Regions from separate parts of the Homo sapiens genome. Here region 2 is linked to region 1. A link is a contact called in ENCODE Hi-C or POLR2A ChIA-PET data. All regions are on one chromosome and are shown on one strand. The core of a region is the stretch at or near the end of the contact, and the rest is flanking DNA. Distances in the headings are between cores, read along the strand shown.

Evidence for each region. A loop is a pair of places that touch in the nucleus more often than their neighbours do. ChIA-PET counts read pairs that join two places held with the same protein, here RNA polymerase II (POLR2A).
Region 2: a map of posterior vena cava shows a loop between it and region 1 (10-fold over the local background). The contact joins the promoter of C5AR2 here to the enhancer-like site in region 1. A Hi-C loop is called at or near these places in 1 of 168 maps with a recorded cell type or tissue (posterior vena cava). POLR2A ChIA-PET finds 5 or more read pairs at or near these places in 1 of 52 experiments (T-cell).

What each region holds. Positions count from the first base shown.
Region 1 is chr19:45,483,382-45,488,208 of GRCh38, forward strand. It overlaps RTN2 (reticulon 2), which reads right to left. Exons shown (of 11, transcript NM_005619.5): 10 at 2,674-2,732; 11 at 1,913-2,408. The coding sequence ends at 2,327. Among named protein-coding and RNA genes, the nearest start is that of TRU-TCA1-1, 7.1 kb to the left of the region's middle. Within about 2 kb of position 2,515, at least 29 of the 41 ENCODE cell types and tissues checked have a DNase peak (open chromatin) inside an H3K27ac peak, as active enhancers do.
Region 2 is chr19:47,329,114-47,333,934 of GRCh38, forward strand. C5AR2 (complement C5a receptor 2) reads left to right here and starts at 3,062. Exons shown (of 2, transcript NM_001271749.2): 1 at 3,062-3,236.

The sequences.
Region 1 (4,827 bases), core at 1,265-3,764:
GACCTCAGGTGATCCACCTTCCTTGGCCTCCCAAAGGCTGGGATTACAGGTGTGAGCCACTGCACCTGGCCTCTTTTTTTCTTACTTAATTTTTTTGTAGAGATGAGGTCTATGTTGCCCAAACTTGTCTCGAACTCCTGGCCTTAAGTGATCCTCCCTCCTTGGCCTTCCAAAGTGCTGGGATTGCAGACGTGAGCCATCGTGCCCGGCCTAATAAGTTTTCCATTTGAGGAAACTGAGGCTTTGAGAGATGAAGTCATATGCTCAAGGTCATACAGCGAAGGGGTAGTAGAGCCAGGATTCAAACCCAAGTCTGTGGATCTTTAGACCTCAGTGTTCTCCCAGTCTCCCCACGGGTCCCTTTGCTTCATCCTTTCCGAGTTTAGTTGTCTTTTTTGTTGTTGTTCTTGTTGTTGCTGTTTTTTGATAGAGTCTCGCCCTGTTGCCCAGGCTGGAGTGCAGCGGCATGATCCTGGCTCACTGCAACCTCTGCCTCCTGGGTTCAAGTGATTCTCCTGCCTCAGGCTCCCGAGTAGCTGGGATTACAGGTATGCGCCGCCACACCCAGCTAATTTTTGTATTTTTAGTAGAGATGGAGTTTCATCATGTTGGTCAGGCTGGTCTGGAACTCCTGACCTCAGTGATCTGCCCACCTTGGCCTCCCAAAGTGCTGGGATTACAGGCGTGAGCCACTACGCCCAGTATGTAGTTTTTTTGTGTTTTGTTTTTGTTTTTGTTTAGAGACAGGGTCTCCCTCTGTAACTCAGGCTGAAGTGCAGTGGTGTGATCATAGCTCTCTGTAACCTCGAACTCCTGGCCTCAAGCAATTTTCCTGTCTTAGCCTCCCAAGTACCTGGGACTACAGGCATGCACCACCACGCCCGGATAAATTTTTTTTTTTTTTAGAGACGGGGGTCTTGTTATGTTGCTCAGGGTGGTCTCGAACTTTTGGCCTCAAGTGATCTTCCCACATTGGCCTCCCGAAGTGTTGGGATCACAGATGTGAGTCATCATGCCAGGCCTCAGATTAGTGTTGAAACTGGAAGTCCAGGGAGGCCCTGTATTTGTTCCCGAGGCAATCAGGGTGGGGAGACGTGGGTGGATGAGAGAAGTTTGTGAGGCAGGATAGACACAGCATTGTGACTGATTGTTTGTGGGAGGTGAGTGTGTAGAAGTCCAGAGCCATACCTGGGTGTCTGGCCTGGTGACACCGTGGGCAGTGAAAACATCTCTGAGTTGGAAATCAGGTAGGATGAAGAAGACGTTTGGTTAGATTTAGGGTGGAAGGGGCATCCAGAGGCCGTTGGACACGTGGGTTTGGGCTCAGTTGAGGTGGCTGCACAGTAGGCAGGGTGTGGGATCCATTAGTGATGTCTGCCTTGAGCACAGGCATGGGAAGTGGCTGCCAAGGCTTGGCTAACCCTGGAATGGGTGGTCTGTCAGCATCTTCCCCTCAATCATTTCTTTCTTTTTTTTTTTTTTGAGACAGAATCTCGCTCTGTCGCCGAGGCTGGAGTGCAGTGGCGCAATCTTGGCTCACTACAACCTCCATCTCCCAGATTCAAGCGACTCTCATGCCTCAGCCTCCCGAGTAGCTGTGATTACAGGCATGCACCACCACACCCGGCTAAATTTTGTATTTTTAGTAGAGATGAGGTTTCACCATGTTGGCCAGGCTGGTCTTGAACTTCTGGTCTCAAGTGATCCGCCCTCCTCGGCCTCCCAAAGTGCTGGGATTACAGGCGTGAGCCACTGCGCCCGGCCTCCCCTCAATCATTTCATAACCTACACAGATGGCAGAGGGAGCTCCTTCTCCAGAGATGGGGAAGGTTCTCCTGGAGTGTCACTTAAGTGCCTTTCAGTGCAGAAAGGTGAACAACTGGAGGGTTCTGGAAGCACAAGAGGCCTCGGGTTTTCCACAGGAGTCTTTATTACAGTGTAAATCCAAGCTCAGGCCTCCCCTGGGCCCCATGCAAAGCCCCGGCGTTGGGGCTAGTAGCATCCAGGAGACACCAACGCCTCACGGCGCCTCCAGCGGCGGGTCCGGAAGTGCAGGGTGGTGCCCTGTCTAGGCAACTACAAGTCCCAGCAGGCCCCGCGGCCAAGGTGCCTCGTCTTTCCTGGACTCCTGGAGCAGAGCCTCTTGGGAAATGTAGTCCTGGTCGCTCAGGTAATTAGCGCAGAGTCCCTAGTGGGAGTGATCCTGACACCCACCGGGAAAAGGCTCGGGCCGAGGAGGGGGGTGGGTGGGAACGGACAAGAGATGGAGGGGGCCAGAGGGCTGCGGGGGCTGGGGGCAGGCGTCCTGCGGGCAGAGACACCGTTCTCATTCGGCTTTGGCTTTGGATCCGGAGACTGCGGCTGCTGCAGAGGCCAGGGCTCCGGTCCCTGGGATTTTAGCTCGGATCCTGAAGGAGAAACAGGTGGGATCACGAGGTGGGGCAAGAGACGCGGGGTGGGCATCTGGGGACAACGGGGAAAGCTGGGTGGGAAACTGACCAAGAGCCCGAAGCCAGCTCCTGCCCTCCACCTAGTGGCCTACATTGGAATTGCCTCCTCAGCCTTTTCAAGGGGACATTACCCCAGGAGATTTGCGGACAGCGAGAGTAGAAAGGAAAGGTTCCCAAGCTCCCCCACTTCCCCCTCCCATCGACCTCCGCCCCATGCTCTTACTTAGCTTTGATGTGGCTCAACTGATTGGTCACCAACCCCACATATTGGTCGATCTGAGCCTGGGGAGACCAAAGAAAGGTGAAAGAAGGGATTGGAGGGGTTTCTTCTCTTTAGTCACATAGGAGGCTGCTTCCTCCCCAACCTCCAAATTAGGAGTTGTGAAGAGTGGCCCACCACGCCACCCCCGGCTCTAAACTTCATAGAATACATTAGATGCCAGAGATGCCAGTTATAGGGTCAGTGAGTTGGGCCATACTCTGTATGGAGAGTGATGTCAGGTGGAACGCACAAGTATCTGGCAGTGAGGCCGTGTCCTGGGCACGATGGTTAATCTTTGAGTGAGTTTGCATACGTGTGTGTTGTGGGGTAGGGTGAGAACAGAAGGCACTGGCATTGGTCACCGAGTCCCTGAGTGGATTGATTTATATACTCGTGTTTTTTAAAAAATTATTTATTTATTTGTATTTATTTTTTTGAGACAGGGTCTCGCTCTGTCACCCAGCCTGGAGTGCAGTGGCATGATCTCGGTTCTCTGCAACCTCAGCCTCCTGAGTTCAAGCGATTCTCCTGCCTCAGCCTCCCGAATAGCTGGGATTACAGGTGTGCACCAACATGCCCGGCTAATTTTTGGATTATTTATTTATTTTTTTCTTGTTCTTTTTTTTTTCTTTTTCTTTCTTTCTTTTTTTTTTTTTCCTGAGACGGAGTCTTGTTCTGTGGCCCAGGCTGGACTGCAGTGGTGCAATCTCAGCTCACTGCCACCACTGCCTCCCGGGTTCAAGCGATTCTCCTGCCTCAGCCTCCCGAGTAGCTGGGATTACAGGTGGACACCACCAAGCCTTGCTAATTTTTGGATTTTTAATACAGACAGGGTTTTACCATGTTGGCCAGGCTGGTCTCGAACTCCTGACCTCAAGTGATCCGCCTGCCTCAGCCTCCCAAAGCTGGGATCACAAGCGTGAGCCACCATGCCCAGCCTTTTTTTTTTTTTTTTTTTTTTTTTTTTTAGATAGGGTCTTGCTCTGTTGCCCAGGCTGGAGTGCAGTGGCATGATCACAGCTCACTGCAGCCTCTACCTCCTAGGGTTCAACTCATCCTCTTGCTTCAGCTTTCAGAGTAACTGGGACTATAGGTGTGTGCCACCACACCTGGCTAGTTTTTAACCTTTTTGTAGAGATGGGGGTCTTACTATGTTGCCGAGGCTGGTCTTGAACTTCTGGCCTCAAGCAATTCTCCTGTCTCAACCTCCCAAAGTGCCGGGATTACAGTTGTGAGCCACTGTGCCTGGCCTGATTTAAATACAGTTTAATTGTGAGTCTTGGTGATTCCAGCCTGTGAAGGACAGAGTTAGGACTAACTGGCAGGGCATATTATCATGTGGCTCCCAGCTGTGCTGGAGAAGGGGCTGTCAGTCCATCCGCCTGTCTCTGGATAGGATGGATGTCAGCAGTCCTGCTAATGTCAGTCTTGTGGGCAACAGCCATCCCACTCTTGATTTTATTTTTATGTTTTTATTTTTTATTTTTTGGTTTTTTTTTTTTTTTTTTTTGAGACAGACTCTTGCTCTGTCACCCAGGCTGGAATGCAGTAGCATTTAACTGACATGTCAGTTAAAATCAAGAGTGAAGGCCAATCTCAGCACTTTGGGAGGCCAACGCGGGCAGATCACCTGAGGTCGGGAGTTGGAGACCAGCCTGGCCAGCATGGTGAAACCCGGTCTCTACTAAAAATACAAAAAATTAGCCAGGCATGGTGGCAGGCACCTGTGATCCCAGCTACTCGGGAAGCTGAGGCAGGAGAATCGCTTGAACCTGGGAGGCAGAGGCTGCAGTGAGCCAAGATCGTGCCACTGCACTCCAGTCTGGGCAACAGAGCGAGACTCCATCTCAAAAAAAAAAAAAAAAAAAGGCAGCAAAGGCTAGGCACAGTGGCTCACGCCTGTAATCCCAGCACTTTGGGAGGCCAAGGTGGGCAGATCACTTGAGGTTAGGAGTTTGAGACCAGCCTGGCCAGCATGGCAAAACTCCGTCTCTGCTAAAAATACAAAAATTAGCCGGGCACGGTGGCCATATGCCTGTAATCCCAGCTACTCAGAGATTGAGGCAGGAGACTTGCTTGAGCCCAGGAAACGGAGGTTGCAGTGAGCCGAGATCA
Region 2 (4,821 bases), core at 1,812-4,311, 1.8 Mb after region 1:
ACCACCTAGGCTAATTTTGTATTTTTAGTAGAGACGGGGTTTCTCCATGTTGGTCAGGCTGGTCTTGAACTCCCGACCTCAGGTGATCCACCCACCTTGGCATCCCAAAGTGCTGGGATTACAGGCATGAGCCACCGTGACTGGCAATTTTTTTAAAATTTTAAATTATTTTTTCGAGTCAGGGCCTTTCTCTGTTGCTCAGGCTGGAGTGCAGTGGTGCATTCACAGTTCACTGCAGCCTTGAGCTCTTGGGCTCAAGCGATCCTCCCTCCTCAGCCTCCACCTCCCACTTCAGCCTCCAGAGTAGCAGGACTACAGGCTCGCTCCAACACGCCTGGCTAATTAAAACAAATTCTAGGGGGGCAGATGCTGTGGCTAGCACACGTAATCACGGCACTTTGGAAGGCCAGTGTGGGAGGATTGCTCGAGCCTAGGAATTGGAGGCAAGACTAGGCAACAGAGACAGACCCCATCTCTACAAAAAGTTTTTTAAAAAATTAGCTGGGTGTGGTGGCTTGAGCCTGTAGTCCCAACTACTTTGGGGGCTGAGGTGGGAGGATTGCTTGAACCCAGGAGGTCAAGGCTGCGGTGAGCTGTGATCACACCACTGCACTCCAATCTGGGTGAAGAGTCAGACCCTGGATTAAAAAAATATATATTTTTCCCCCAGAGACAGCATCTCACTATGTTGGTCAGGCTGGTCTCAAAATCCTAGCCTCAAGCAGTCCTCACACCTCGGCCTCCTAAAGTGTGGAGATTAGAGGTGTAAGCCATCCTGCCTGGCTGCAATTCTAAGAAATGTATGTTGAAAAACTTAGTGGATGTATCAGGAGTTTATCAAGATGAAGCATCTGAGGAACAGACCATCGTTAACTTTTCAAGTTAAAGCAAGTTTGAGCTCCCGGGCGTGGTGGCTCATGCCTGTAATCCCAGCACTTTGGGAGGCCGAGGTGGGCAGATCATGAGGTCAGGAGATCGAGACCATCCTGGCTAACACGGCGAAACCCCGTCTCTACTAAAAATACAAAAAAAATTAGCCGGGCGTGGTGGCGGGTGCCTGTAGTCCCAGCTACTCGGGGGGGCTGAGGCAGGAGAATGGTGTGAACCCGGGAGGTGGAGCTTGCAGTGAGCCGAGATCGCGCCACTGCACTCCAGCCTGGGCAACAGAGACAGACTCCGTCTCAAAAAAAAAAAAAAAAAGAAAGAAAAAAAGAAAGTTTGAGCTGATAAAGGGAAGGTTCCACCTCGGTTTCTTTCCTCTTAATCTCTTCTTCAGGCCAGGGCAGATTCCCACAGGAGATTGGGGCTGGCAGGATGTCCCTCCTCTCCCAAGGAGGGGGCTTCCCGGGACAGAAGAGGAGGGGAGGGGACTTGGGGGATGTTTTCCTCTCTGAGGGTCCGGGGTGAGGGTCAGCCAACGCAGGGTCACCTAGTCAGGGAAACAGAGTGGAGGAAGCCCTGGGTCAAACAGTGAGTCCCAGCTCCTTGTCTCACGAACAACTTCCTCTAGCAAAGTGATTTCATTCTCTAAAACAATAACAAAAGAAGTGTGTAAATATATCCCTTGAATCCCTAAAGCACGCACAAAAAAAGCACAAACAGAAAGAACTGCTGAATAAAGAGGTTCCAAAGTTGGGGTTGGAGCCACTTCCTCTTGCTAAGCCTGCGTGGTATGTGTACTTTAAGAATTCACGTTACAGTCTTGTTGCTGTTGCGTGAGCCTAGCGTATACTATGTGCCAGGCACTGCTCCGGTTTTTTTGTTTTTGTTTTTTTGAGACAGAGTCTCACTCTGTCGCCCAGGCTGGAGTGCAATGGTGAGATCTCGGCTCACTGGAACCTCCGCCTCCTCGGTTCAAATGATTCTCCTGCCTCGGCCTCCCGAGTAGCTGGGATTACAGGCACGCACCACCACGCCCAGCTAATTTTTGTATTTTTAGTAGAGATGGTGTTCTGCCATGTTGGCCAGGCTGGTCTTGAACACTTGACTTCAAGTGATCCACCTGCCTCGGCCTCCCAAAGTGCTGGGATTACAGATGTGAGCTACCGCGCCCAGCCAGTTCTGTGCGTTTTAAATGTATCCAACGCTCATAGCAAACATCCACTGCACAGATGAGGAAGTTGAGGTTCAGAGGGGCTGAGGCCCTGAACTTTGATGAGGGTGTGTCGACCTGGAATATGAATCTCATCATTCTGGCCCTTGAGTTCTTGTTCTCAGCCACTGTGATATGCTGGAAGAGGTTAAGAATTGCTATCACGGCTGTGGCTCACTTCTGTAATCCCAGCCCTTTGGGAGGTCGAGGTGTGAGGATGGCTTGAGGCTGGGCAACACAGCAAGGCCGCACCTCTACAGAAAATTTTAAAAAATTAGCCAGGTATGTTGGTGCATGCCTGTAGTCCTAGCTACTCAGGAGGCTGAGGTGGGAGGATCACTTGAGCCTAGGAGTTTGAGGCTGCAGTGAGGCATAATGTTTTCACTGCACGCCAGTCTGAGCGACAGAGCAAGACTCCATCTCTAAAAAAAGTAAAGCATCGCTATGGCCAACAACATCTTCCCATTCTACAGATGGAAAATTGAGGCCCAAGAAAGGAGTTGTTTGTGCTTTTTCTACCACTGAGGCGTTGGGCCCTGCGCTCAGCTGCTGTGGTCTTTTTGTGGAGAATGTGACCCCAGGCTGTCTTCCTCAGAGCCGAGGAGGAGGGAGGGATGTTTGTCTGTCCTGAGGCTGCAGAAGGGAGGGGTTGAACACAGTTAGAGGCCTGGAGGTGGCTGGGGGCAGCTGGCATGTTGTGGGCAAACAGAATCCAGGCCAAGACCTCTAAGGCGTTAAAGAGCAAACCGCATGCAGGTCTGGCTTCCAGGAAGGTGGGACTTCGAGACTAGGGTTGGGGACTTGGGATCAGCCCTCCACCCAACCGAGCCCTCTCCTGCCCTGCCAGCCACCCCGTAATTTTGGGTTCTGTGAGTCACGGGAAGAAGACAGGACAAACACACCCTGAGAGCGAGACAAGGCCACTCCTATTTTGTACTGCTTATAAAGATTCACTGGGACTGGTGAGGTGGCAGTGCTCAGCAGCATCCGACAGGAGCCCTGGCAAACAGGACGGATTTCCAGGACTCTACCAGCTGCCAGACACGGCAGGGAGAGACCCCAGACCTCCTGGGTCCTGGCTGTGGGCCCGGATTGGGCTCCCAAGTGGCGTTTGACTCACGTGGGGACACTCTTGGAAGAGACGGTAAGGATGGAGGCTACAAGGGCGGGAAGGAGGGAGAGAGAGATTGCATGATCTTGGCTTCTCGGAATCATTACTTTCAGAATCTGGGAAGCAGAACTAGAGTTTGAGAAGTGCAGTCTTATTACAGCCACACTGGAACGCACGTCACAGTCCTGGGCTCTTGAATTAACTTGGGCAGCCCAGCAGCAAAGCTCTTGTCAAAGGATCTAAGCATTTTTTTTCTTTCTCTTTTTGGAGACAGGTTTTCATTCTTGTTGCCCAGGCTGGAGTGCAATGGTGCCATCTTGGCTCACCGCAACCTCCACCTCCCAGGTTCAAGGGATTCTCTTGTCTCAGCTGGGATTACAAGCGCATGCCACCATGCCTGGCTAATTTTGTATTTTTAGTAGAGATGGGGTTTCTCCATGTTGGTCAGGCTGGTCTCGAACTCCCGACCTCAGGTGATCTGTCCGCCTTGGCCTCCCAAAGTGCTGGGATTACAGGCGTGAGCCACTGTGCCCTGCCCAAATGGTTTTTCACACACAGATGTATGGGAAACAGCCTCTCTCAAACCTGCAGGAATTCCTGCAGCTTTCGGCAGATCCACCAAACTGTAGCATGTGTAGCAAGCAAGCCCTTTAACTCAGCGATTCCAATTCTTTTCTCTTTCTTTCCTTTTCTCTCTTTCTTTCTTTTGACAGGGTCTCACTCTGTCTCCCAGGCTGGAGTGCAGTGGTGCGATCTTGGCTCACTGCAACCTCCGCCTCCCAGGTTCAAGTGATTCTCCTGCCCCAGCCTGCTGAGTAGCTGGGATTACAGGTGCACGCCACCACACCTAGCTAATTTTTGTATTTTTAGTAGAGATGGGGTTTCACCATGTTGGCCAGGCTGGTCTCCAACTTTTGACCTCAGGTGATCCACCTACCTTGGCCTCCCAAAGTGCTGGGATTACAGGCGTGAATCACCGTGCCTGGCCCCCTCAATGTTCTATCACAAAATCTGTCCACATTCTTGTGTGGTGTTTGTTCATTCTCATCGTGTAGAATATTCCACAGGGTGAACACCCCATGATGTGTTTATCCATTCTGCTGTGGGTGGCTATTTGGACGGTTTCTCATCTTGGGCTGCTGTGAACATTCTGGCACATGTATTCTGGTGAGCATATGTGTTCTTTTGCGGAAAGGAGGCTGATTGCTGGGTCGTGAGGGAGGAATCCTAGAAGATGGATGTTCAGGAATAAAGAATGTTCAGACTCCTTTTTTTTTTTTTTTTTTTTGAGATGGAGTCTTGCTCAGGCTGGAGTGCAGTGGTGCGATCTCGGCTCACTGCAACCTCCGCCTCCTGGGTTCACGCCATTCTCCTGCCTCAGCCTCCTGAGTAGCTGGGACTACAGGCGCCCGCCACCGCGCCCAGCTAATTTTTTGTATTTTTTAGTAGAGATGGGGTTTCACCATGTTAGCCAGGATGGTCTCGATCTCCTGACCTCGTGATCCACCTGCCTGGGCCTCCCAAAGTGCCGGGGATTACAGGTGTGAGCCACTGCGCCCGGCCAGCCTTCTTTGATTCTGCTCCAGGGTTTTCCAGAGCAGAGAACCCAGCAAGACTG